Linked DNA regions of Homo sapiens: all the other regions are linked to region 1. A link is a loop called in an ENCODE intact Hi-C map of the cell type or tissue named here. Cell type or tissue: IMR-90. All regions are shown on one strand. Region 1 has its middle 110 kb from the start of LUZP2. Region 2 has its middle 120 kb from the start of LINC02726. Region 3 overlaps LINC02718 (long intergenic non-protein coding RNA 2718). Region 4 overlaps LINC02718 (long intergenic non-protein coding RNA 2718). Region 5 overlaps LINC02718 (long intergenic non-protein coding RNA 2718).

What was found. A loop is a pair of places that touch in the nucleus more often than their neighbours do. Peaks named below come from ENCODE experiments on the same cell type or tissue, not always from the same donor. Only the 100,000 strongest peaks of a DNase experiment are listed, where the experiment ranks them.
Region 2: it touches region 1 in a loop (2.7-fold over the local background); 4 of 110 quality-filtered maps call a loop at or near these places.
Region 3: a loop joins it to region 1, with 5 times the contacts of the local background. A loop is called at or near these places in 7 of 110 quality-filtered maps.
Region 4: it touches region 1 in a loop (6-fold over the local background); 5 of 110 quality-filtered maps call a loop at or near these places.
Region 5: a loop joins it to region 1, with 6 times the contacts of the local background. A loop is called at or near these places in 9 of 110 quality-filtered maps.

What each region holds. Positions count from the first base shown.
Region 1 is chr11:24,384,809-24,389,808 of GRCh38, forward strand. No RefSeq gene overlaps it. Among named protein-coding and RNA genes, the nearest start is that of LUZP2, 110 kb to the right of the region's middle. In IMR-90, a CTCF peak has its summit at 1,942 (motif pointing left); a DNase peak (open chromatin) is centred at 1,943; H3K27ac peaks cover 156 bases.
Region 2 is chr11:23,842,657-23,847,656 of GRCh38, forward strand. No RefSeq gene overlaps it. Among named protein-coding and RNA genes, the nearest start is that of LINC02726, 120 kb to the left of the region's middle. In IMR-90, no CTCF peak of the experiment used is centred here; no DNase peak of the experiment used is centred here.
Region 3 is chr11:22,873,254-22,878,253 of GRCh38, forward strand. All of the region lies in intron 3 of LINC02718 (long intergenic non-protein coding RNA 2718), which reads left to right. Among named protein-coding and RNA genes, the nearest start is that of CCDC179, 15 kb to the left of the region's middle. In IMR-90, a CTCF peak has its summit at 2,836 (motif pointing right); a DNase peak (open chromatin) is centred at 2,838; H3K27ac peaks cover 140 bases.
Region 4 is chr11:23,019,562-23,024,561 of GRCh38, forward strand. The region is part of intron 4 of LINC02718 (long intergenic non-protein coding RNA 2718); the gene reads left to right. All of the region lies in intron 1 of LOC124902646 (a long non-coding RNA gene), which reads left to right. Among named protein-coding and RNA genes, the nearest start is that of CCDC179, 160 kb to the left of the region's middle. In IMR-90, a CTCF peak has its summit at 1,930 (motif pointing right); no DNase peak of the experiment used is centred here; H3K27ac peaks cover 225 bases.
Region 5 is chr11:23,111,843-23,116,842 of GRCh38, forward strand. The region is part of intron 4 of LINC02718 (long intergenic non-protein coding RNA 2718); the gene reads left to right. Among named protein-coding and RNA genes, the nearest start is that of CCDC179, 250 kb to the left of the region's middle. In IMR-90, a CTCF peak has its summit at 1,957 (motif pointing right); a DNase peak (open chromatin) is centred at 1,959; H3K27ac peaks cover 1,008 bases.

The DNA of each region.
Region 1 (5,000 bases):
TATTCCCAACTGCTCCCCATCTGCATTTTGTAGAAACAAAAGTTGAGAATTAAAAGGTGAAGTGATTTTTTTTTAATCCTGCAATCACCAAATATTGGAGTCAGTATTCAGTTATATGGTATCTTAATGTCACAGACTTCACATATGAGAAGAAAAGCATTCTGGGTGTTTGTGTGTTGTTAGATGAAATAAACATGCATGTTGATCTGACAGCATCAGGTGACTTTATTCCATGCTGGCAGGGGACTGCTAAACATTAGACAGCTGTAAGTTGATTTTCATGATTTTTCTATGGCTCTGACTTGTGTTCTTGTGATTTTTATTGAAATGTATATGTGTGTGTGTGTGTGTATATATATATACACATACATATATATGTGTGTGTGTGGGCTAGCAAGGAATTCTGTGCCAGTCTACTAGAAGATCACTGGTTCTCTTTGGCCTTAAGAGAAATATTATTCCCAAACTATTATAACTTGGGGTTACTAAATACATGTCTGATAGAAAATCTGCCCACATATATATCTGTGTGTGTGTGTACATATATATATACACATACAGATATATATATATAGCTGTATGAAACCACCTTTATCCTGATCCTTTGAGCCTCTTTCTGAAAAGCATGTCTAAACTTGTGTCATGTAGCCTGTCTTGTAATATTTTGTTCGAGGATCTTACAGAGTAACAGTCAGTGACCAGGGCTGAGGAAGAGAGAAAAAAAAAAAAAAAAAAGCCTGAAGAGTAGCATCTCGGCTCATTAATGGGAAATACAACCTGAATGAACTTTTCCTGCTCAGGAACTATGATGTTCTTATTCTCCACATACAATACGTTATCTTCTAGTAGTAGACTTCCCCAAGGTAAACTCATCAGAGAAACAAATAAGTCAGGATTCTTTTAACTTTCTTTTAACTGTAATGGGAATTATTCCTTCTTAATAACCATAAAATCTGAGGCCCTGGTGCAGGCCATACCTTATCATCAGGGAGATACTTAAGTGGGCAGATATTCTGTCAGACAAGTGTTTAATAACCCCAAGTTATAATAGTTTGGGAATAATATTTCTCTTCAGGTCAAAGAGAACCAGTGATCTTCTAGTAGACTGGCACAGAATTCCTTGCTAGCCTACAGAATGCTGAGAGTTATTTGCTTGTTTGTATATTTATTAGTTTTGCTTCTTTGTTTTGTTTTTCCAAAAACTATATTCTCCTTACTAGAGTATTGGATTCCGTGACAAAGTTTATTCTTTCTACACTACTGTCCTAGGATGACCACTCCCTCTATGTTCCACTCACCCTTCTCAGCTGCAGCAATGCCGTGGGGATATTGTATGTTGTTGAGAACATATCTTACTAGCTTTCAAACTATGCAATGGCTTTTTGACCATGGCCCACAGTACAATATACATTGTACCTCATGACCCATTTAAAACAAACTTTCACAAAGAAACTTTTTCTCTTACTAAAAGTAATGGGTACTGGCATTCTCATCTGTATTCTTTCTATGGGTCCATTGAATTGATTTTGTGATTCATGAATAAGTCTTGGCCCTCAATTTGAGACAATGATCATATTCTAGGGTTGTGGCTCTCACAGTGTGGGAATTTTTATTAATAATCGAATATTCCTGAACTTAAAAAGAAACATATTTACTGTAATAAAACCAAGAATTCACTGGTTCTAAAACTTTGTTATGCATCAGAATCACCTGGAAGGCTTAAAACCCGGATTACTGGACTCTACCTCCAGAGATTTGATTCAGTATATCTGCTGAGCAACTCAATAATTTTTACTTTAAACAAGTTTTCGGGTAATGCCAATGCTGCTGGTTCTGGGGATACCCTTTGGGAACCACCGGTCTAAATGGAAAAGCTTGGATTTCCTCCCACTAAGAGTTAATTTTATTAGATCCTTTCTGAGAGTTCTAAGGATGCCCCCTTGTGGAAATCTAAGGGGAAAGTTTGCAAGACAACGCTCCCAAAATACCACTGAGAGATAAAGGCAGTAGATTTAACACTCAAATTTGAGACATTCCCTCCACTTCCCTTAGGACAAAGAACAATGATGGTTGGGTAGCAGGAAAACATGATGGTTAAAAGGCCAGATCTTAAAGACAGATGAACCTGTGTTCAAAGCTACCACTTTTGCGTGTAATGCTGGGCCTGTTGCTGAACTTCTCTAATTTAAAGCTTCATCATCTGTAAAGCAATATAATAATAGTACTTTATGCATCATATAAAATTTTAGTGAAAATTAAGTACATTATACATGAAGACCGAAACATTTGACTTCTAATTTAGGATGTGAATAGCAGTCTTCTATTTAACATTCTGAAGTGCAACACTTGAAACCACTCAAACTCACACCCACGTTCTTAGCCTTTTCACCTAATGCATCTTTCCCTAGATTATCCAAAGATAAGTGCTTATTCATGAAAAAGAACCAATATTGACTCAGGACTCAAATATGCCCCTTTACTATGCAGGTTTCTGAAACTTCTCCTGCCACCTGAATTTGTTTTTTATGTTTTTTTTTTGTTTTTTTTTTTTGTTGTTGTTTTTTAATGTTCCCATTGCTTTTAATGTTTTTTTTTGTTTTTTTTATTTTTTATTTTTTATTTTTTTTTATTTTATTTAAGTTTTAGGGTACATGTGCACATTGTGCAGGTTAGTTACATATGTATACATGTGCCATGCTGGTGCGCTGCACCCACTAACTCGTCATCTAGCATTAGGTATATCTCCCAAAGCTATCCCTCCCCCCTCCCCCACCCCACCACAGTCCCCAGAGTGTGATATTCCCCTTCCCGTGTCCATGTGATCTCATTGTTCAATTCCCACCTATGAGTGAGAATATGCAGTGTTTGGTTTTTTGTTCTTGCTATAGTTTACTGAGAATGATGATTTCCAATTTCATCCATGTCCCTACAAAGGACATGAACTCATCATTTTTTATGGCTGCATAGTATTCCATGGTGTATATGTGCCACATTTTCTTAATCCAGTCTATCATTGTTGGACATTTGGGTTGGTTCCAAGTCTTTGCTATTGTGAATAATGCCGCAATAAACATACGTGTGCATGTGTCTTTATAGCAGCATGATTTATAGTCCTTTGGGTATATACCCAGTAATGGGATGGCTGGGTCAAATGGTATTTCTAGTTCTAGATCCCTGAGGAATCGCCACACTGACTTCCACAATGGTTGAACTAGTTTACGGTCCCACCAACAGTGTAAAAGTGTTCCTATTTCTCCACATCCTCTCCAGCACCTGTTGTTTCCTGACTTTTTAATGATTGCCATTCTAACTGGTGTGAGATGGTATCTCACAGTGGTTTTGATTTGCATTTCTCTGATGGCCAGTGATGATGAGCATTTTTTCATGTGTTTTTTGGCTGCATAAATGTCTCCTTTTGAGAAGTGTCTGTTCATGTCCTTCGCCCACTTTTTGATGGGGTTGTTTGTTTTTTTCTTGTAAATTTGTTTGAGTTCATTGTAGATTCTGGAAGCATTCCCTTTGAAAACTGGCACAAGACAGGGATGCCCTCTCTCACCAGTCCTATTCAACATAGTGTTGGAAGTTCTGGCCATGACAATTAGGCAGGAGAAGGAAATAAAGGGTATTCAATTAGGAAAAGAGGAAGTCAAATTGTCCCTGTTTGCAGACGACATGATTGTATATCTAGAAAACCCCATTGTCTCAGCCCAAAATCTCCTTAAGCTGATAAGCAACTTCAGCAAAGTCTCAGGATACAAAATCAATGTACAAAAATCACAAGCATTCTTATACACCAACAACAGACAAACAGAGAGCCAAATCATGAGTGAACTCCCATTCACAATCGCTTCAAAGAGAATAAAATACCTAGAAATCCAACTTACAAGGGATGGGAAGGACCTCTTCAAGGAGAACTACAAACCACTGCTCAAGGAAATAAAAGAGGATACAAACAAATGGAAGAACATTCCATGCTCATGGGTAGGAAGAATCAATATCGTGAAAATGGCCATACTGCCCAAGGTAATTTACAGATTCAATGCCATCCCCATAAAGCTACCAATGACTTTCTTCACAGAATTGGAAAAAACTACTTTAAAGTTCATATGGAACCAAAAAAGAGCCCACATCGCCAAGTCAATCCTAAGCCAAAAGAACAAAGCTGGAGGCATCACACTACCTGACTTCAAACTATACTACAAGGCTACAGTAACCAAAACAGCATGGTACTGGTACCAAAACAGAGATATAGATCAATGGAACAGGACAGAGCCCTCAGAAATAACGCCGCATATCTACAACTATCTGATCTTTGACAAACCTGAGAAAAACAAGCAATGGCGAAAGGATTCCCTATTTAATAAATGGTGCTGGGAAAACTGGCTAGCCATATGTAGAAAGCTGAAACTGGATCCCTTCCTTACACCTTATACAAAAATCAATTCAAGATGGGTTAAAGATTTAAACGTTAGACCTAAAACCATAAAAACCCTAGAAGAAAACCTAGGCATTACCATTCAGGACATAGGCATGGGCAAGGACTTCATGTCCAAAACACCAAAAGCAATGGCAACAAAAGCCAAAATTGACAAATGGGATCTAATTAAACTAAAGAGCTTCTGCACAGCAAAAGAAACTACCATCAGAGTGAACAGGCAACCTACAAAATGGGAGAAAATTTTCGCAACCTACTCATCTGACAAAGGGCTGAATTTGTTTTTTCCAGAATAAGCCACTATGCTACATAGACCCTGACTAGTGACGGAGGCAAAGGTTGCATGAAACAGCTGCCACCACGATATTCCAAGGGATTCTATTCTACTGCTGCAGAAATGTCTGAAGTATGTAGTTAGAACTAAGTCCCGTGTCTTGGGATCTGCTGCTTTCATAAATGCAGGTGCCTGCCCCAGGCTGTACGGGTCATTGAGATTTGAGATTAAAACCACTTTCCTCTCAGTGCTGTGTTCCGTCACAGCTATATATCAGCAAGATGGGCCTAT
Region 2 (5,000 bases), 540 kb before region 1:
GTTTATTTGAAATTTTTCTACTTTTTGATGTAGGTGCTTATTGCTATATGCGTTTCTTTTAATGTTGTTTTTGCTGTCTCCTATAGATTTGGTATCTTGTATTTTCAATTGTATTTCTTTCAAGAACATTTAAAACTTCCTTCTTTATTTCTTTATTGAGCCATTGGCCATTTAGCAGTATATTGTTTAATTTTCATGTATCTGTATAGTTTCCAATGTTTCTTTTGTCATTGATTTCTAGTTTTATTATATTTTGGTCAGAGAAGATACTTGATAGGATTTTATTTGTAAAAATCATTTTAAGACTTGTTTTATGGCCTATCAAATGGTCTATCATTGAAAATTATCCAAGTGCTGAGGAAAAGAGTATGTGTTTTATAGCTGTTGATATCTATTGGTAAATATCTATTAGATTCATTTGGTTGTATAGTTCAGATTAAGTCCAATGTTTCTTTGTTTACTTTCTGTTTGAATGATCTATTCAATGCTGAAAGTGGGTATATTGGTTTGTTCTCACGCTGCTATAAAGAACTACTTGAGACTGGATAATTTATGAAGAAAAGAGGTTTAAATGACTCACAGTTCCACAGGCTGTACAGGAGGCGTGGCTGGGGAGGCCTCAGAAAACTTACAATCATGGCATGGCAGAAGGCAAAGGGGAAGCAAAGCACATTTTCACATGGTCAGCAGGAGAGGGAAAGAGAGGGAGAGAGGGGGAGAGAGAGAGAGAGAGAGAGAGAGAAGGAGGAAGTGCTACACTTTCAAACAACCAGATCTCATTAGAACTCCATGATGAGAACAGCAAGGGGGAAGTCTGCCCCCATGATTCAGTCGCCTCCCACAAGGCCCCTCTTCCTTTGAATGGAAATTACAATTCAACATGAAATTTGGGTGGGGACACAGAGCCAGACCATATCAATGAGGTACTGAGGTTTCCAGCTATTTATTGAAGGGTCTATCTCTCTTTAGTTCTAATAATGTTTGTTTTATGTATCTGGGTACTCTAATGTTGGCTGCATATGTACTTACAATTGTTATATCCCTTTCTGAATTGACCCCTTTATCATTACGTAGTAATTTTCTTTGTACTTTTTTATAAATTTTGCCTCAAAATTTATTTTGTGTGGTAATAGTGTATCCACTTCTGCTTTTTTTGATTTCCATTTGTATACAATTTCTTCTTTTATTTTTAAATTTTCATTCTATGTGTTTCCTTATGGTTGAAGTTAATTTCTCATAGTCAGCATAGAGTCAGGTTTTGTTTTTTATCCATTTAGCCACTCTATGCCTTTTCACTGGACAGTTTAGTACATTTACATTCAATGTTATTATCGATAGGCAAGGACTTGCTTCTGTTATTTTGTTATTTGTTCTCTGACTATCTCGTGGTCTTCTTTTTTCCTTCCATCTTTCCTGTCTTCCTTTGTGCAAAAGTGATTTTCTCTGGTAGTATGTTGTTATTTCTTGCTTGTGTGTGTGTGTGTGTATCTGTCGTAGGTGTTTTTATTTGAGATCACCATGAGGCTTGCAAATAACATAACCAAGTATTTTAAACTGATGATTATGTAACTGATTATAAAACAAACAAGCAAAGAGAAAACTAATAAAAACTCAGTTGAGCCCCATTACTCCTTGCTTTTTAACTTTTAGTTGTTTCTTTTTTTGTCTTTTTATACTACCTATCCCTTTAAAAAGTTGTAGCTACTATTTTGATAGGTTTTTCTTTTAGTTTTCCTTTTTTTTTTTTTTTGGTTTTCCTACTCAGGATATGAGTGGCTTACACACTAAATTATAGTGTTAGAGAATTCTGTATTTGTGTACTTACTGTTACCTTTGAGTTTTGCACCTTCAGATGATTGCTTATTGCTCTTTAATGTCTTTTTCTCTCAGATTGAAAAACTTCCTTTAGCATTTTCTGTAGGAGATATCTGGTGTTGAAAAAATCCCTCAGCCTTTGTTTGTCTGGAAACCTTAATTTTTTTCTTCATATTTCAATAATATTTTCAGTGGATATAATATTCTAGGAAAAAAATATTGTGTTTCTTCAGCGCTTTAAATATGTCATGACACTCTCTTGGCTTGTTAGATTACCACTGAGAAGTCTACTGCCAGAAGTATTGAAGCTCTGTTATGTGTTATTTCTTTCTTTTCTTTTGCTGCTTTTAGAAACTGTTCCTTTTCCTTGACCTTTGGGTATTTGAGTATTAAATGTCTTTAATTGGTCTTATTTGGGTTAAATCTGCTAGTATTCTGTTACCTTCTTGTGACTGAATATTAGTATCTTTCTCTAGGTTTAAAAATGTCTTAGTTATTATTTCTTGGAATAAATTTTCTACCCCAGTCTCTTTTTCTACCTTCTCATTAAGACCAATAACTTTAATTGTTTTAATTCAACGTTACTTTTTAGATCTTGGCATGCTTCCTTCTTTTTTCTTCTTTTTTTCCTTTTCTGACTGTGTACTTTTATATAGCCTATCTTCAATCTTACTAATTATTTCTTCTGCTTGATCAGTTGTGCTATTAAGAGGCTCTAATGTATTTTTCAGTTTCATTTGTTTTTTTCAGCTTCAGAATTTCTCCTTTTTTATTATTATTTTAATCTGTGTTAAATCTCTCTGAGATAGGATTCTGAATTTCTTCTCTGTGTTGTGCAGTTCATTGAGCTTTCTCAAAATAACTATTTTTATTTGTTTGTCTGAAATATCATATATCTTTGTCATTCCAAAATTCATCACTGATGTCTTATTTGGTTCCTTTGGTGAAGTCATGTTTTTCTGGATATTTTTGATGCTTGCGGATGTTTGTTGATATCTGGGCATTAAACAGTTTAAACAGGCATTTAATTTAATCTTCATTGTCTGGGCTTGTTTGTACCCATGGTTTTTAAGAAGGCCTTTTAGATATTTGGGAATATAGTTTTGTGAACGATGTCTTTGGTCACTGCAGCTGTATCTGCTCTAGGGAGCACCTGAAGCCCAGTAACAATGTGACTGCTGCAGACTCACAGAGGTATTTACTGCCTCGGTGGGCTTGGGTTAGATCCAAGAGAATTATCTGGATTACCAGGCAAAGTCTCTCATTTTCTTTCTTCGCTTTCCCCCAAACAGAAGGAGCCTCCATCTCCATGCTGGGCTGTCTGGTTTTGTTGGAGGGGTGATGCTAGCACTCCTGTGGCCACCACAGCTGGGACTGTGCTGGATCACACCTTAAGCCTGCACAGTAGACACAGGCTTGGGTCTCACCCAAGGCTTATGGTGACTACTGCCTGGCTACCACTAATGATTATTCAAGGTCCACAGGCTCTCTACTCAGCAGATGGTGCGTCCTACCAGGACAGTGTCCCTTGAGGGCTACAGTTTCTCCTTTGGTTCAGGGACAGGGTAGGAAGAAGTTGGGGTGGGGGGGTGGGCGGTGTCTGAAAATGTGATCTAGGAGCAAGGGCCTAGAATTGAGGGCTTCAGAAATCTGCTTAGTGCTTTACTGTGGTTGATCTGGTACCCATAGGTGCCAGCAAAAGTTCTCTTTACTCTTTCCTCTCCTTTCCATAAATGATAGGAGTCTTTCTGAGAGCTGCACTGTCTGTAGTTAAGGGAGGGGTGACACAAGCTCTCTCGGCTGTCACAGCTTGTGTCTCACTGAGTTGTGTGCACCTCAAGTCCACTGGCTCCAGGTCCAACACAGCACCAGGATTTGTCCAAGGACTGTAGTCCCTGTGGTCCGATTGCCTTTCAGATCTACTCATGACCGCATGTATGGCACTTTAGCTCTCTAGTGGGGCTAGGCTGAACTCAGGTCTTTACCACTGGAGCAGAGGAGTATGTTTCTCTGGGTTGTCTTATTCTAAATGCTCCCTCTCTAGGCATTGGCAAAATTCTGCCCTATGTCGTGTTCTGCTGTGACAGGGCAACACTGAGTTTCAATAAAAAGTGTCATACCCACTTCAGTCTCCCTCCCCCAAGCAGACAGATTCTGTCCCCACACATGCTACTGAGAGATGGGGGAGATGGTGTAAGCAATGCCAGACTGTCTTTCCTACCCTCTTCAGGGTCTCTCTTTTATTTTTTTTTTTGATATGATGTTAAAACCAGATACTGTGGTCCTCACCTGATTTTTGGCTCTTATGAAGGTGCTTCATTGTGTAGATAGTTGTTCAATTTGGTGTTTCTGCAGGGAGAGTGATTGCTGGAGAGTTCTATTTGGTCATCTTGCTTTGCTTTCTCAAAACATGATTTTTTAACCTGCTTTTTTCTATTATTATTTTTTACCTCATATCATAGTGAAACAAATCCAATAATCACATAAACAGGATTTTTAAATAAACATAGAAATAGGTCCTTAAAGCTCGAAGCTTACATTTGTTTTATCTGAGTTTCTTCCTCAGGAAATGAGCGTCAGCCCTCTCACAAAAGGTATCAAAGAAGTGAAACTCACCAGATCACCACATCTAGACAATGAGCGCTGGACAATGAGCTGCATTCATCATAAATGCTTCCTTGGCCCTCTCTGGTTCCTGTTTTCTTATTCATTGTTACGTTTCTTCTCTGCAACATAAGCTTCTCGTTTGGGTCAATTAGGAAGATGGATTTGAGACTGATCTCCCATCTCTTTTGCTGCAGCACCCAATTAAACCCTGCTTCCTTGGCAATAATTGCTGTCTCAGTGATTAGCTTTCTGTGCCATGAGCAGCAGGACCTAGACCAAACCTCAGGTGTTTACTAGTTCTTATACATACTGAGTGACTTGTGCTTACCTGAAAGCCCTGATGTCACCAACATTTTCTATTCCCTAGGGCTAAAATGCTTCCTTCTCTGCAATCTCCAAACAGGGCCTATCACCAACTATCTCCCAATTAACTTCTACTCATCCTTCAGGTTTCTTTTTCCTGAGGTAATTGCTCCTCCTCTGTGATATTTCATACTCATCCTTATTGTACAGCTTAATATACTGCATTTTAATTTTCTATTAACTTTTCTGTCTTTCCCAGTAGAATTTGCATACTT
Region 3 (5,000 bases), 1.5 Mb before region 1:
TCATTTGAAGCCACTTCTTATTTTGCGGTCTTCAGTTTATTTAGCTAATTAGATTATACTTATTAGAAAAAAACCACAATGCAATGTATTTTTAGAACAAAAATTAATTTTCAGCTAAGTTTTAGTAATGAAGAGAGCTCCTCTTGCAGTACTTATAATTCTTAAAATCTCAAATCAAGGGAAAGCTGGGATGATAACAGGGTGAGTGTACTAAAACTGTCGTTGTGTATAATAGCAAATAATTGTATTCAAGTTCACAGAGATAACAAATCTCTTCCTTTATGTATTCTCTAGTTTTGATTGTTGTATAATTTTCTACAGTAAGTTGCTATTTTGAGGACAAAAGTGAAAATAGATGATATAGAATGGAAGATTGGAAATTTATCCAAAGAACATACATAAATATTTATTAAGAAAAAAAGTAACCTTATTAAGATATGCTTATTTTTACTGAAGACATTTTTAAAGACATTTGATTTTGTCTTATTCTAGGTATTTAATTAAGTCATCTTTGAAAACTGCATTACATACTTAATATCACAGAAATAAATACAAATTGCTCTTCTGATACTTATACAATCACAGGAACACTAACAGTTGGATTAGCATCCTAAATAAGATATTTTTCAGATAGCAAGAACTGAAAAACTTGTGTGAGAAATTATTTCCTCTTATATTGACAGAATGACTTCCTTTTTCTTACAAAGAGAAAAAATGTAAGTGGAATATTATTTCATACAAAGGATTTTCTTTCAAGCACCTATTATATGACAAATATGGATGTTAGCAATCATTATACTGATACTTTAACTTAACTTGCTTTGTCATAACAGTGAGTTACAGTTCTGTATGAAATTATAAAATCCTTGGAAAACTCTCCCTACCTGGTTTTGCGTGTTAGAACGGACACATGGAAACAGATTACTCTGGCAAACACGTTTACCTTTATTGAACATATAACATATTTAAGGAACACTTTCTGGGTGCATGGATTCATTTGTTGAACAATATGGCAGGTTAAATGTCGTGATCTTTGATATTTGTATAGCACATTTATAAACCATATTAAATTTGAGAAAAGGTAATGTGTGTACGATTACCTTAACTTTTATAATTGAGTAAAGAAATAAAGCTCAGAGAACTTAGGAGAATAAGGTCATTCCATTCAACATATATTAATTCAATAAATATTTTTGGAGTACTGTATTAGTCAATAAGTACTATAGGTATTAGTACTATATTAATCAGTAAGTAATTTTGCAGAGCTATGTTAGCACTCCCTTAGTTGCAAGAGCAGAAACACTTATGAAAGCAACAAACTGGAAAGACTATTATTTTGTTTTGATAATGGGTTAAAAACAGAAGGAAATTTTGTTCAAATAATAACTATTCATCTTAGTATTAGCTTTATTCCCTCTGTATGCTGGCCTTATTTTGTCCTACTACTAATAGTTTTCTCTGCAGATGAGGGAGGCTTCTCATATCCACCTTCATTCTGCTAGGCTGCCATCCTTCTTCACAACTTAACCTAAAGAGAGTCCTCCTTGCCAGCTGCAATGGAGCATCCTGACTGGCATTTATTAGTAGCTAAAATATTATTGAAAATGCATTTAAAAGGCTCATATTAAGTTCCAGTATTCAATAGTACTGTAAATAAATTACACTTAACAATTATTTATTGTATAATTCAAAATAGTTAGAAGAGAAGAATTGTGATGTTGCCAACACAAAGATAAATGTTTGATGTGATAGATATCCCAGTTACCCTGACTTGATAATTACACATCGTATAACTATATCAAAATATCACAGGTAACTCCAAATTATGCACAGCTATAATATAACAATGAAAACACAAAAAGGAAATCCTTTAAAAAGTTTAGATCAAATAAGATTAGTATTAGTGAATTAATGAAACATCTATTTTTAAGTTGATGGAAATTTTAGCATGTCTAATGTTTATGTAGAATCTAATCAAGATCTTAGAATAATTAACAAGTTATTATTCCTTCTTTTGTACCTTTCTGTCCAAATGTCAATAAGGGTGATTTGAATATTGAATATCATGATTGGTTTTAGAGATAGCTAGGCAGAAAAAAACCCCAGGTGACAAACAGAAAGTGTGGCATGAAGCCTGTGGAAAACTAATAAAGGAAATAAATTGATCTTGGCTAAGAGTAGTTGTTTACTTCTGACAAAGACCTACTATTAACAGAGATTAGCAAATCTTTTCAGACGCTTAAAAAATCATATTTAATTACAATCCACATTTTCTCAACCCCCCTTAATTAGCAATGAAAACAGGTAGAGCAGAAAAACCAAAAAATTCAGTGTAAAAATACCTTAATTCAAATTTTACTGTATTTTATTTTGGTATAAGATAATTTAGATGCAGCTAAACTGAATAAATCTCAATTTTCTAGTGAGTAAATGGGGGACTAATACTATCTACTTCTTACAATTATACAATTTAAGGAATAATCTATTTCAGTGTGCTCAAATATTAATTTTCCTCTTAAACTATTTCGGGATAGTTTCTTTTGTGGCTAAGGTTTGCATTGGGACAGCAAAAGAGGAAATAGAAAGTGAGTTGCTAAAGGGATATATAACTTTTTTCATAAGAATAAATATAATTCATAATAATTCTTTAGCATAATCTAGCTATTTTTCAAATATTATATATATTTTTTTTCCAGAGAAATTAGAAGTCATATTTCTGCGGTATAGCCATCTAATTTCCCATCTCTAGGGTATGTTTGTTTTTAGAAAAACATTCCAGCAGGTGGCGCCAACATCATAATATTTAACCTTCATGAAACTATGCCAGGAGTGGGTAAGGAAACAAAAGTTATTGTTTAGCCAGAAGGTGGAGCTAGGTGACCAGTCTTTAAAATCAGTGTCTGCATTTGAAATAGACAACTTCAATTTTACTGAATCACAGGATTTATAATCTGAGTATTGTGAAGAGCATTGTCTGAATCCTCTACCTTCCATACCTTCAAATTTCAACTTTAAGTGTATTATTTTTACAATTAAAGAATTCTGGTCCAGCTCATGAAAGCAAGAAATACTTTTATATTCTAATTTTTATTATTCATAGTCTTTGCAAAAAAGAGAGCATATTTAAATATTGTTATTGTACTGTTTCTCTATATGTTTGAAGATTATACATTTTTATAAAGTATGTACTTATCATATACCATAAATCCTCTGCTCTTTTCTATTTCTCCACTGTGATTTTCTTAGGAAGATGAAACACTGAATTAGGAGATCTGGGAAACTGCAGACACACTTTCTGACATGTTCAAATCAGGAAAAAAAGGGTTTGAAATCTTTCTTCTATAATACTTCATGAATTTTTCTAAAATACTGTTCAATTTTAATGTATTTGTTTATTCTGTTGCCAATGTTTAAGTCTTTAATCACTTTAAACAATAGGAAGTAAAAATTAAACAGCTTCATAACTTTAAGCTTTCATATTAGCAGAAACTCTATTTTCTAAAAATTGTTGCCAGATCATTGAATTCTAAATACTTGCCTATTAAATGTCTGTGAAATGAATCAATTTCTCACATACCACATTACTTCCTTCTATCTCCTACCTTCAGCTAGTGGGGCAATCCAATAGCCTACTAGAAGTTGACTTACCTTCCTCTTGCCCCCTCTAATCTGTTTTCTTTCATGAGATCAAGAGCAATGTTTTATAAATGCAAATTTGATCATTTCATTCCTATTTTTATAAAAACCTTCAATAACTTTTTACTTCTCTAAGCAGTCAAACCTCAACGTGCCCAAAAGGCACCTCTTCAGGTCTGTCTCATACTATTCTTTCCAATCATTTTCTATAGCGTTTTCTTTCTATACAAACTTTATCACACTACGCTCCCTCCATCTAAATCTGGCCCTACCTACCCCTAGTGTAAGTTCATGAGGACAGAAGCATGTTCATCACCTTTCTCACTGCTGTATTTGCAGTGAGTGAGTGTACCATATCATATCATGACAGAATGAATGAACAAATAAAAAATCAGAGGCCTCTGGAAAATAAAATTAAATTAAAGAATTCAGAATATTTTTCAATGGCAAGCTATTCCCCCTTAAGAGAATGTTCAGGATGCAGATGATAACTTTGGTATCTGCAAGGCTGCTCTAAGAGCAAAAGCTTACAGGAAGAATTAAAAAAAAAAAACTAAAAACAAACCAAAAAACCTGAGTATCTAAAAATAGAACAAATTTCTATGGTAGGTAGTGTTGCCTGTAACTAGAGATATTCAAACATAAGTTACTGTTTCATTTGTATAAACTAGTAGTCTGGTAGAACAATTAGATGAACTTCAAACTCCCTTTGAGCTTTGAGATTCTATGGAGGTATGCTTTGTTAAGAAGATTGTCTCTGTATTTGCCATGCTGAATGCATTATGAAGCCAATGCTGAGTGCATGGAGGTTCCTCCTTAGAGTTCTTGGAATTAAGTTTTATTGAGTTTAGGACTTTAAAGGAAATATGATTTCCTAACACCATCTATAACACTAATTTCAGCTTTAGCTCACATTGCCAGCCTTTTCTTGGGATACACTTGAAATAAAATAGATTCTTTTTTTCAGATGAGTTATTTTCTCAGTTAACTGAAATTATCTACTTTATTTTTTTTTTTGCTGCTGTAACTTTTACTGAATCACTGATAACACTGATATATTTTTGATAATACATTTGTATTTTAGAACAATAAAACATGTTTAATTTGCTTTTGGTGGTGGACTAAATTCTCTATTTCAAATATATAAATCTTCTCAAGTGTATCCATATACCACAGTGGCTAATAACCTCTTTGTTTCATGAATCTATTTTTGGTCTGCTGCAGGAGAAAGGGTGAAGAAGTTTACACTCAATATACTAATAGCTCCTGACTTTTACACCTCAACCCAGATTTTATAACTATAATAAAAACATAAATTCATTCTCAGGCTTCATACTGTATAAACTACATAGTTCTTTTTTGAG
Region 4 (5,000 bases), 1.4 Mb before region 1:
TGTTGGCCCTTGTCATAAAGTAGCTTTGCTGTAAGCCAAAAATTTGGGGTCCAGATGTGACAGAATTCCACTGTACCCAAGAATCCATGCAATTCTATATGGTTCCTAGGAAGGACCAGGTGGTAAACAGCATTTTCTGGTCATAGGGAAGTTTGCACTGGCCCTGAGGGATAACATACTCTAAATACTGGACAGTCTCCTTTGAAATCTGGACTTTTCTTCTGACACTTTACAGTCCCTTTCTGCTAGAAAGTTCAGGACTGGATGGATAGTTTTACCAGAATCTTCTTTAATGGGGCTGGCTATGAGGATATCATCCACATATTGCAAGACGATGCCCCACTATGTCTTCAAGTCTCATAGAGCTCAGCTTAGGGCCCCCCAAAATGTTTGGGGAGTTCCTGAAGTCTGGAGAAGTACCATCCAGCATTACTTCTCTGAAACATTTTAGGATCCTCTCATTCAAAGGCAAATAATTCCTGAGAGTCATGGCTTAGAGGCACATAAAAGAAGGCATCTTTCAGAGCTAGCACACTAAAGTATTTGCTGTCCCCTGAGAGACTGGCTAGCAATATATAAGTGTTAGGCTCTATGGGGTAAATGTCCTGAGCAGCACTGTTAACCATCTCTCTTTTTTCTGGGTTCTTAACAGTGGGGTATTACATGGGAAGTGACCAGGCCTGATAAGCCCTTGGAGTAAGAGACTCTCTAACACAGGCTGTATTCCCTGCAGTGCTTCAGGTTTTAGAGGATATTTTCCTACTCTTGGTGTCGGGCTGTTTGGTTTTAACTGTATCCTTATAAGTTCTACTGTGACAGTCCTTATTTGGCCCTGTGACCATACTTCAGGGTTGACTTGTGCTAGAATATCACCTAGGGTTTCTCCTGGAGGATCAAGATCTTCATGAAGAAGGGCCAGGAAGGCAGCTCTTTGAGCTCTTGGCACCTCTACTTCTAACTGGACTTGGTTGAGGCAGACAATGGCTTCAAGTTTTGTCAGTATGTCCTTCCCTAGGGGATGAGCCACTGAGGGGCATACAGGGAAGAGGGGTCAGGGTCTTTGAATCACAGTCAGAGCCTCCAGAAACTGCTCACTGTCTCCCTTTCCTGACATCCCCTTAATATTACACACTCTGAGTACCCTTTCTGCTAGCCAGTGTAGAGAATGTGGCTCACGTATTGAGCAGAATCTCAAATCGGCTGTCCCCCTACTTCTAAGGAGATAGAGATCTTATATTGAGGAGCCAGTTGGGGAGGTCCTGGGTCCTGCCAGTCTTCTTTTGTTGTTGAGAGCTTGTCCCTAGCCTTCTCTCTTTGGAGACAGCTGGGTCCTTCTCCCAGTGTCCCACTAATTTGAAATAGGCACACTGATCAGGTCCTAGTTTCTTGGTGGCCCAAGACTGATCCCACGTTATGGCCTGGGATCAGTCACCCAAGCTGGCTCCCTTCTTCCTTCTGGGTTGTCTGGAATGGACTGAGGTGCAACTACCAGAAAGCTGCTTCTTTCTTCGTCTTCTTTTCTGCCTTCTCCAACCACATCTCTGTTATTGAAACCTTGAAGGTCATCTCTACTAACTGGGGAGGGGATAATGTCAGGGCCTATGGCCAATTTCTGAATCTTTCTGTGGGTATCTGGAGCAATCTGAGATATAAACAGGTGCTAAGGACCACCTGACTTCCCTGTGCCTCAGGGTCCCAGGAGATATAGTCCTGCAGGCACTCTCCCAGCCATTCTAGAAATGCTGAGGGGTTCTAGGTCCCTGATGAACATCCCTAAGCTTACTCCAATTAACAGGAGGTTCGCTAACTTCTTTCATTCCTTTCAATAATATGTTCAGGTCATTTTCCAAGTTCTCCCTCCCTATTCTGGTACTGGGGTCCCAATGTGGTTCTCCATTCGGAACCAATTGCTCTTCTGGTCACTAGATGGGGCTATTGGGCTGGTTATTAGGCTGCCTGCCAGCTTTTGCCCCAGCCTCAGCTAAAACTGTGGATATTTCCTCAGTAGTTAAAAAGGTGGTCACCAAGGTCTGAGCATCAGCCCAGGTCAGGTTGTGAGTGGAAAAGATGCCTCCTATAAGGGAAATAAATTCCTCAGGTTAGCCTGAAAGCCTTTCATACGTATTTCACAATTACAGTTCTCAGAGGTGGTAAAAGGCACATGTACTTGGATTAAATGCACATCCCCATCCAAAACCTGCCTGAGGGGAAACATCCCACCTCCCAGTTTGTAAAAGCTCCCACTCCGGGATTGTGCTATCTGGAAGAGGAGCCCCTGACACATTAGTTGGGGAGGCCCCTGATATTTTAGTTGGAGTTTATCTGCCAAGTCAGGTGGTTACGTGGGAGGAGACATCCCCGATAATCTGTTGGAATGACAACCTCCTTCTCTCTGTTCTCTTCTTTCCTGGCTTTCATGGGGTGGAGGGAGGTTTTCTCATCCACAGGGCTCTCTAGGATTGGTAGCAGCTTCTCCAGTGGCTTAGCTGGAGATCCAGGTGGTCCAACCTTGAGAGTACAAAGTCCGCACTTTATCTATAGGTCCCTGTTCTGGTAAAGGGCCATAAAACATTGGACACAGGGTATCTCATCCCATTTCTCTTGCCTCTTATGGAAAATATCCAGCTGAAGAATGCTATGGTAATTAAGTGACCTGTCCCTCTGCCATTGTTCCTGGCTACCTAGGACACATTGTGGCCAGGCTGTGTTACAAAAGAAAATCATCTTCTTTTTAGTTATTGGAGAATACCCAAAAATCTTCTAGTGTTGGATAATGCACCCTAAAAGGCTTTATCTGAATACCCCAAAATCTTCTAGTGTTTAGAGGATAAACCCTAATGGGCTTTGCTCTGATACGGAGGTCAGGTTCCCCATACCCTAAAGTTCTTATTTAGGGTTCGATTCTAGCTTCTCAAAGTTTACATAGCAGGTTAACAGTTATACAGATGTGCAATGACTGATTTTTCCTCTCAAAATGTAACAGGCCCCTCTAACACACATAATAAAAGTAAGTCAATGTGTGAGGGTGACCTGGCAGATCCCAAGCACAGCCCCGTGTGCTTCCTGCAAAATCCCACCATGCTGCCCAGTGACCCTCCTGGGCATCAGGCATAGTAGCTTCCCCTTCTTTTAAAAGCTGATACCTGAAGAGAACATACCCAGGTGAATCAGGAATGTATCAGTGTGAGCCCCTTCTCCTAAGCTGAAGTTTTCCCAGTCTAGCTGTCAAAGTCGAGGGCTTCCAGCCTCCACAGGTCCCTTTCTACTTTGGAAGATGCATCCCCTCTGATGACCTTAAACCTATCTCTGGAAAAATTGATCTCACAGTTCATTTCACTGTTGGCTAGCCAGGTCTAGATTGCTGTTTACTGTGATGGGAGTTTCTTTCAATCCCCCAGGGCACAAACCAGAAAAAGAAAGAAAGTCAAACAGAGGTACACTGCCCTTACTCTAGAGATCCCGTTGCTAGATCCAAAGAATTCACTCTTTTAGTCAGCCCATGGTGTAAAGTCCACTTACTGCCCTGAAGGATCACAGAACAAAAAGGTTCAGGCAGCCACTTGTACTCTTTTGGGGTAGGCCCAAGTGACAGCCTGGTGGGCTTGTCACCATGTGAAAGATCCTCCTGTATCATACCCACCCCTTTCAGGCAATGTGAGCGAGTTAGCCTGGGTGAGCTGCCGCTACCCACTGCTTCACCTATTGGGAGGCTTTGAGGAGTTAGGATCAGAACCAGGGTCTTGAGCCCATCTGAGTCACCAGGATTGTTACTCACACAATAGGTGGGCTTTATCACTTGAGGGTTGACAGTCCAATGACCAAGGTGGATTTAGCTAGGGGATTTTATTACTTGCAACAAGTAAAGAGAACACTGAGGATAGTTCCCAAGGCAGTGGCTCCAAAACATCATTGAAAACAGCTTTTATTGAGTTGTTTAGCTGAGTCATTTTATGTAGAGAGGGAGTAAAGACAGTGCAGTCTCAGTCGCTGATCATGCAGAAGCATGTATAGAAAATGACAAATAAGCTCCTCCTGGGGTGGGGATTTTAGTATGGTAATGAGGGGAGTTCAGCAAAATTCACCTCCAACTCAGGCATCTCTGGATCCAAACAGTTTTTGTTTTTCTGGGGCAGAGCTTCTTCCCGGAACTTTTTTGAAATAAGAGCTCAAGGTACAATAGTTATAAGTGGGTCCCTTTTCACAGTGCATACCCAAAAATCTGGAGACCCTGGGTTACAAACCCCTGGTACTTGGGAGGATGTGTCCAGTAAAAGCAACACCAACAGAATAATAAATCACTCTGATCCAAATGATGCATCCACAGATTGCTGTGGAATTCAGCCACTCACATGTTCCTTTATCCTAAATTTTTCAGTAAGAGCCTAGTCAATATATGTTTGTGTACTATTTGAAATTTAATAAATTAGGGCAGATTATGGTTGAAAGTTTGAAACCTCTTCCTGTTTCCTCTCTCATTGGCAACCGGCCCATTATACATGTGCAAATTCGGAGGCAAAGACATATCAATTCTTTCCATGACCTGAAGTAAAAAGACCAATTGACACATCCAGGAGGATTGGTTATGTTATAGAAAGAATAAAAAAGTATACATTTGTTCATGTAATCTCTTTATAAAGTCATTAGAATGAAATATTAAAATGAAAATACTTATTACTAAAAATAAGTTTATCTACCTATCTATGCATAGATATATATGTCAGCTGAATGATAACTTGAGGCTTTGAATTATTGGGTTGCTGCAAAAGTAATTTCAGTTTTCACCATTAAAAGTAATTACTTTTAATGTACTTTGCATATTTGGGAGGCATAAATTTGCCTCTAAATTTGCACATTTATAATGGGCTGATGTCCATGAGAGGGGAAACAGGAAGATGTTTCAAACTTTCAGCCATAATCTGCCCTAATTTATTAAATTTTCAATACTACACAAACATATATTGACTAGGCTTTTACTGAAAAATTTAGGAGAAAGGAACATC
Region 5 (5,000 bases), 1.3 Mb before region 1:
ATGATGTCCTGGTATCTGCCTCTCAGAGGACCCAGAATAACAACAGATTCTAAAATTGCTTTAAAAATATCTTTCAACCTTGTCTTTGGTAATATTTCTGGAAAAGTTTCATCTTGCTTTTTCTTCTTGTAATAAATTGTGAGGTAAAATCACCTTAGTGTTTGAAAACCTCAAAAATAAAACTTGGTACAATAATTCCTTTGATGTACTACACATATCAGTATGTTCTGCTTTTCTGGGCTAGAGCTGAACTAGTACTTCTTTTTACTGATTGGGGAAACCAATATCAGAAACCAACAAACACCTTAAAAAGTGTATGTAAGAACTGTAATTCTTTTTTAAAGTTGTGATGGATCCATTTCAATATCACATGGCTTCCCATATATACGGAGAAAACATACATATTGGAAACCTTGGCATGTACATATTTCTAAAAAATATAAAAATATTCCCTGAGAACTGCGTGAGTTCATTTAGATCACTGAATTAAGGGCTGAGTTTAAAACATTGTTTCAGATGTTAGAAATACACATCACTCCCTAAAAGCATCTAGGTGCCCAGCGTGTTTGTTCCTGCTTTGCAGATATTTACCGTACTTTAACAGAGTTGAGGGTACTTTGCTTTAGTTGGGTCCCTCAGGAGAAACCACTTGAACAAAAATCAGAGTGTTTTCGGCTTCTCAGCTTGACTCTGCCACAGCAGCATGTATGGTTTTTCACTAGCTGTTGATTCTCAATGCCTCCTTTTGGGCTTCTCCATTTCCCCTGCTTCATTTACACAGAAGGAGTAGAAGAGAAAGGACTCTAATAGCAAATGCCTGAGAAATTCTTGAGCGTTCTGTGTTCCCAGAGGAGCATGGTCCAGCTTTTACTCCAGTTTCCTCACATTTCTCTTTGAAAATTCTACAAAACACAACAAAAGATGTTTTAAATATTTCTACAGGACTAATACAAATAATAAAACAATCTATACCTTCAGGCAGAGAAAACCCACAAATTCACCCTATTCCCAATTAAAAAACAAAAAAAGTGCCTAAGTGGGAGGTAGGGGTAGGAGATCCTTCACAGCCCCAGCATTAGAGTGGAAGTCACAACTGTGGAGCAGATCAGTAGCGGATCAGAAGGACTGCCGTACCGAGAAGTGAAAGAAATACAGACACAGCATGAGCAGTGACAGAACTCAGAAACCCAAGCAAATAGAATGCACTGCAAGAGGGGAGAGCACCATTGTAAGGGACATGGATGTGCTTTGGTCAAGAATTAGGCCTAGGCAGACATCCAGGCCTGTGTGACTCAGCGGGGTTAGGGTGCAGGTGCATACTCCACTTGTTATATAACCTGTTTGTGTAAGCTCAAACTTGGCTCTGAGCCACTATTGTCTGCAGAAGGTGTAACTGCCCTGCTGACACTACGGGCTGTTAGGTATGGCTTGACATGGTGCTGGCACCCAGAGAAAGAGAGAGAGAGAGAACCAGAGCTGTCTGTCTTGCAGAAGGATATATAGGGGAGCCACAGCATGGCTCGTGCTGGTGCCCAGAAAGGGAAATAATTAAGCTGCTGACCCTGAAGGCAAGGGAGAGCCAAATGTGCAGCTGCAGGTGTGGGGTGGCAGGAGCCACAGAGCTGCAGCAGACAGCCCAGATAAAGGTGGACAGTGTTAGAGGGCCAGTGTGAGTAAGCCGCTGATGAGAAACGGCCCCCCTGGAGCGTTCTTTCAGCTATCCATCCACTCCCCTTGGACCTCAGCTAGGGCTAGACCCTAACCCTGGGTGTGGCATTTGGCATAATCGTGGACCTGGACCTAACAACCACGAGTGGAAAACTGCTATGGCGAAGTTTGAGAATGAAATGATCAGGACAGGAGAACTGGGAAAGCAAAAGGAAATGACAGGGAAATTTGGACTAAAGCACTAACTTTAATTAAATAAACTGCCGGAGACATAACAGAAGAGGGAGCCCTTGAGCTGAGAAACCCAGACAGCTTCTGTAAACTCTTCCTCTCCTGTGCTGGTAGCTGTCACTTCTCACCTGCCAGGTGAGATAGCTGGTCCAGGAGAAATTTACTAATAAGGAATGGAAGTAGAGGCAGAGTGGAGAGGGCAGGGATGAAAACAAAGAAATGAAACATCTTCGTATGCCTGTCTATATCATTTTGACCCAAAGATCCCATAAGTGTATTATGCATAAAACCAACATTTCTTGAAATTAAATACAAAGGGAAACAAAGTAAACCCAATCATACATCAATTTGTAAAGTAACTACACAAGGAATGGGACTTCACAGAATAGACTTCTTACTGTACATCCTTACTTAACAGCATTAAAAGCACAAAAACAAAACAACTAAAAAGAAGTATCAATTTTATGTAGTAATTAATAGTAGTATGATTCATAATTATTTTATTTTATTTTATTTATTTATTTTTTTGTGATAGGGTCTCACTCTGTTGTTGCCCAGGCTGGAGTGCAGTGGCGAGAACACGACTCACTGTAGCCTCGACCTTCCTAGCTCAGGTGATTATCCAACCTCAGCCTCCTGAGTAGCTGGTAATACAGGTGCACACCACCATGCACAAATGATTTTTGTATTTTTTGTAGAGACAGCGTTTTTTCACGTTAATCAGGCTAGTCTCAAGCTCCTGGGCTCAAGTGATCCATCCACTTCAGCCTCCCAAATTTCTGGGATTATAGGTATGAGCTACCATGCTGGCCATAAATGTTATGTTGAGACTATGTCCTTCATATATTGAGGGTTAACACAAGATCTTAAGGTCTGTGGAAGAAAAACAAAAGGGCACTTTATTTTCTAAAAAATAACAGTCTACAGATCAGGGAGATGTGTAGCCTCCAATGTAAAGGGAAAGCATGTTCTGGAGAAAAAGAGCAGGTCTGACTTAAATAAAGGAAGTTCATGACCCAACCCTCAAACAGGTCAGTTTATGCAAATGAAGAAATCAGGCCAAGTGCAGTGGCTGATGTCAGGTATCTCAGCACTTTAGGAGGCTGAGGCAGGAGAATTGCTTAAGGTCAGGAGTTTGAGAGCAGCCTGAGCAACATAGCAAGATCCCTCTCTGCAAAAAATAACAAAAATTAGCAGGGCATGTTAGTGTGCACCTGTGGTCCCAGCTACCCTGGAGGCTGAAGTGGGAGAATCATTGAGCTCAAGAGTTAGAGGTTATAGTGAGCTATGATCATGCCACTGCATTCCAGTCTGGAGGACAGAGTATATGCCCAGTCTGTTTAAAGAAAAAAATCAAATTTGGTCCTAATTGGGTAGTTTCCAAGCCCAAACTAGAAGTCTCTGTTGGATGACCCTTTTAGGCTACTGCTAGGAGAAGTTTTCCAACTACAGTGTCTCTATTTTAGCTCAGAAGTACAAACAGTATGTTAGGTAAGAATCGTATATTTTAATGCAGTTCATCTAAAAGCTATACATGTTCACCTTGTGCCCTTCTGCCAGATCTAGTCATTTCGAGCTATTCAACTGTGAATAGGATTGGGAAAAGTAATAGTCTGTGCTTCCAGGAAAAAGAGAAGAAAAGTATTGATGATTACTAATGTCTACTACACTGATATCAAAGTTTCCTATTAATAAAAATGTAGGTATAAGCATTTAATTGGGCACTCTTTGATGTATTTGGTAGGTTACATGATAAAATATGGGGGTGTGGTCCAGGCATAGATATATATTCTAAAGCTATCCAGGTGAGTATAATGTATAGCTATGTTTAAGAACCACAGAGAGTAAAGCCTGTTACAGTTTCTAACAAAGATAATTCAATATGCCCAAATTAAATCTGCAGACAAGTAATTTCATATGCTATTATTTAAAGTAATAAATTTAGAAAACTAATAATAAAACAAAAAAAGCAGAAATGTTAAATAATAATAATAATAAAATAATTTTATGTGTAGCAAGTATTTATGAATGAAAGAGCCAAATAAGCTTAGAAAGAGAGGAGAAACAAAAAAAAAACTATTTTAGACTAACAACACTCATTTTTTTTGTTTTCAAGGATCTTTTAAAATTCTTACAAAGGATTAAGAGTTTTGGTAAGCCTTCATTTATTTATATGGGTTATTTCTATCTATATTTACTACATTAGAAATAAAAACTGTTAAATATTAAAATGTGTATTTGCTAATTCATTTGAAAAGAATAGTAAACCAAGTACCTATTAACATAAGCAACATATTTTTATGAAAATTACTAAAATTTCCAAAACCAAAGAAAACATTAATGAGAAGAGTGACAATGTTTTACAGTTTTGCAAATACTTTCAGTGTCTGATTTTATAGGCTGGATTCTCATACCTTTTCCTGCATCCATCTTTTCAATATTACATACCCTTTCCATAGCTTCTGAAAAATGCCACCATACACTTGAAAGACTATGAGAGCAGAAAAGGACAAATAATATATTAGCATTACTTTGAAAATGCTTTTGGCATTATGAGTCTGCAGAAAATATTGCAGAAACCCCTAGGAGTCTCCAGACGATCCACTGAGAAATATCTGTGAGTTGTTGTACACATATTTCAGCTTCTGAGTTCAAATGATTATATCCTGCACCTAGCTGTGATAATGCTAGGAAATGGTAATATCAATATTATGTTCTTTATATTCTCTGACAAATCTCTGGAGAACACATAGTCTCTCTTACAGGTTATGTACAGTTAGCAGTAAGTAATATTGTTAGACCACTCCAAAGGCCATTTTCACTGGCAATATTTACTAGACAAAATGGCCACTCCAGCCTGTGTATCATGGCTAATTAAGATGACTGAGAGCACTGGCTGTTCTGTCTTGATTAGACCCTGAGGAAGATATAGTCTTTGAGGGATTTTATTATCCCACAATGTAAGAAAGCTCTCCAGAGATTTTACCTCTGTCTCCCAGGAAAGAAACAAACAAGCATTATGAGGCTGGGCAGGACATCCAAGAGTCTGGGCTTAGATGCTTATCAGGGGAACCAGCCCCCAATATTTCAAGGTAGGTTCT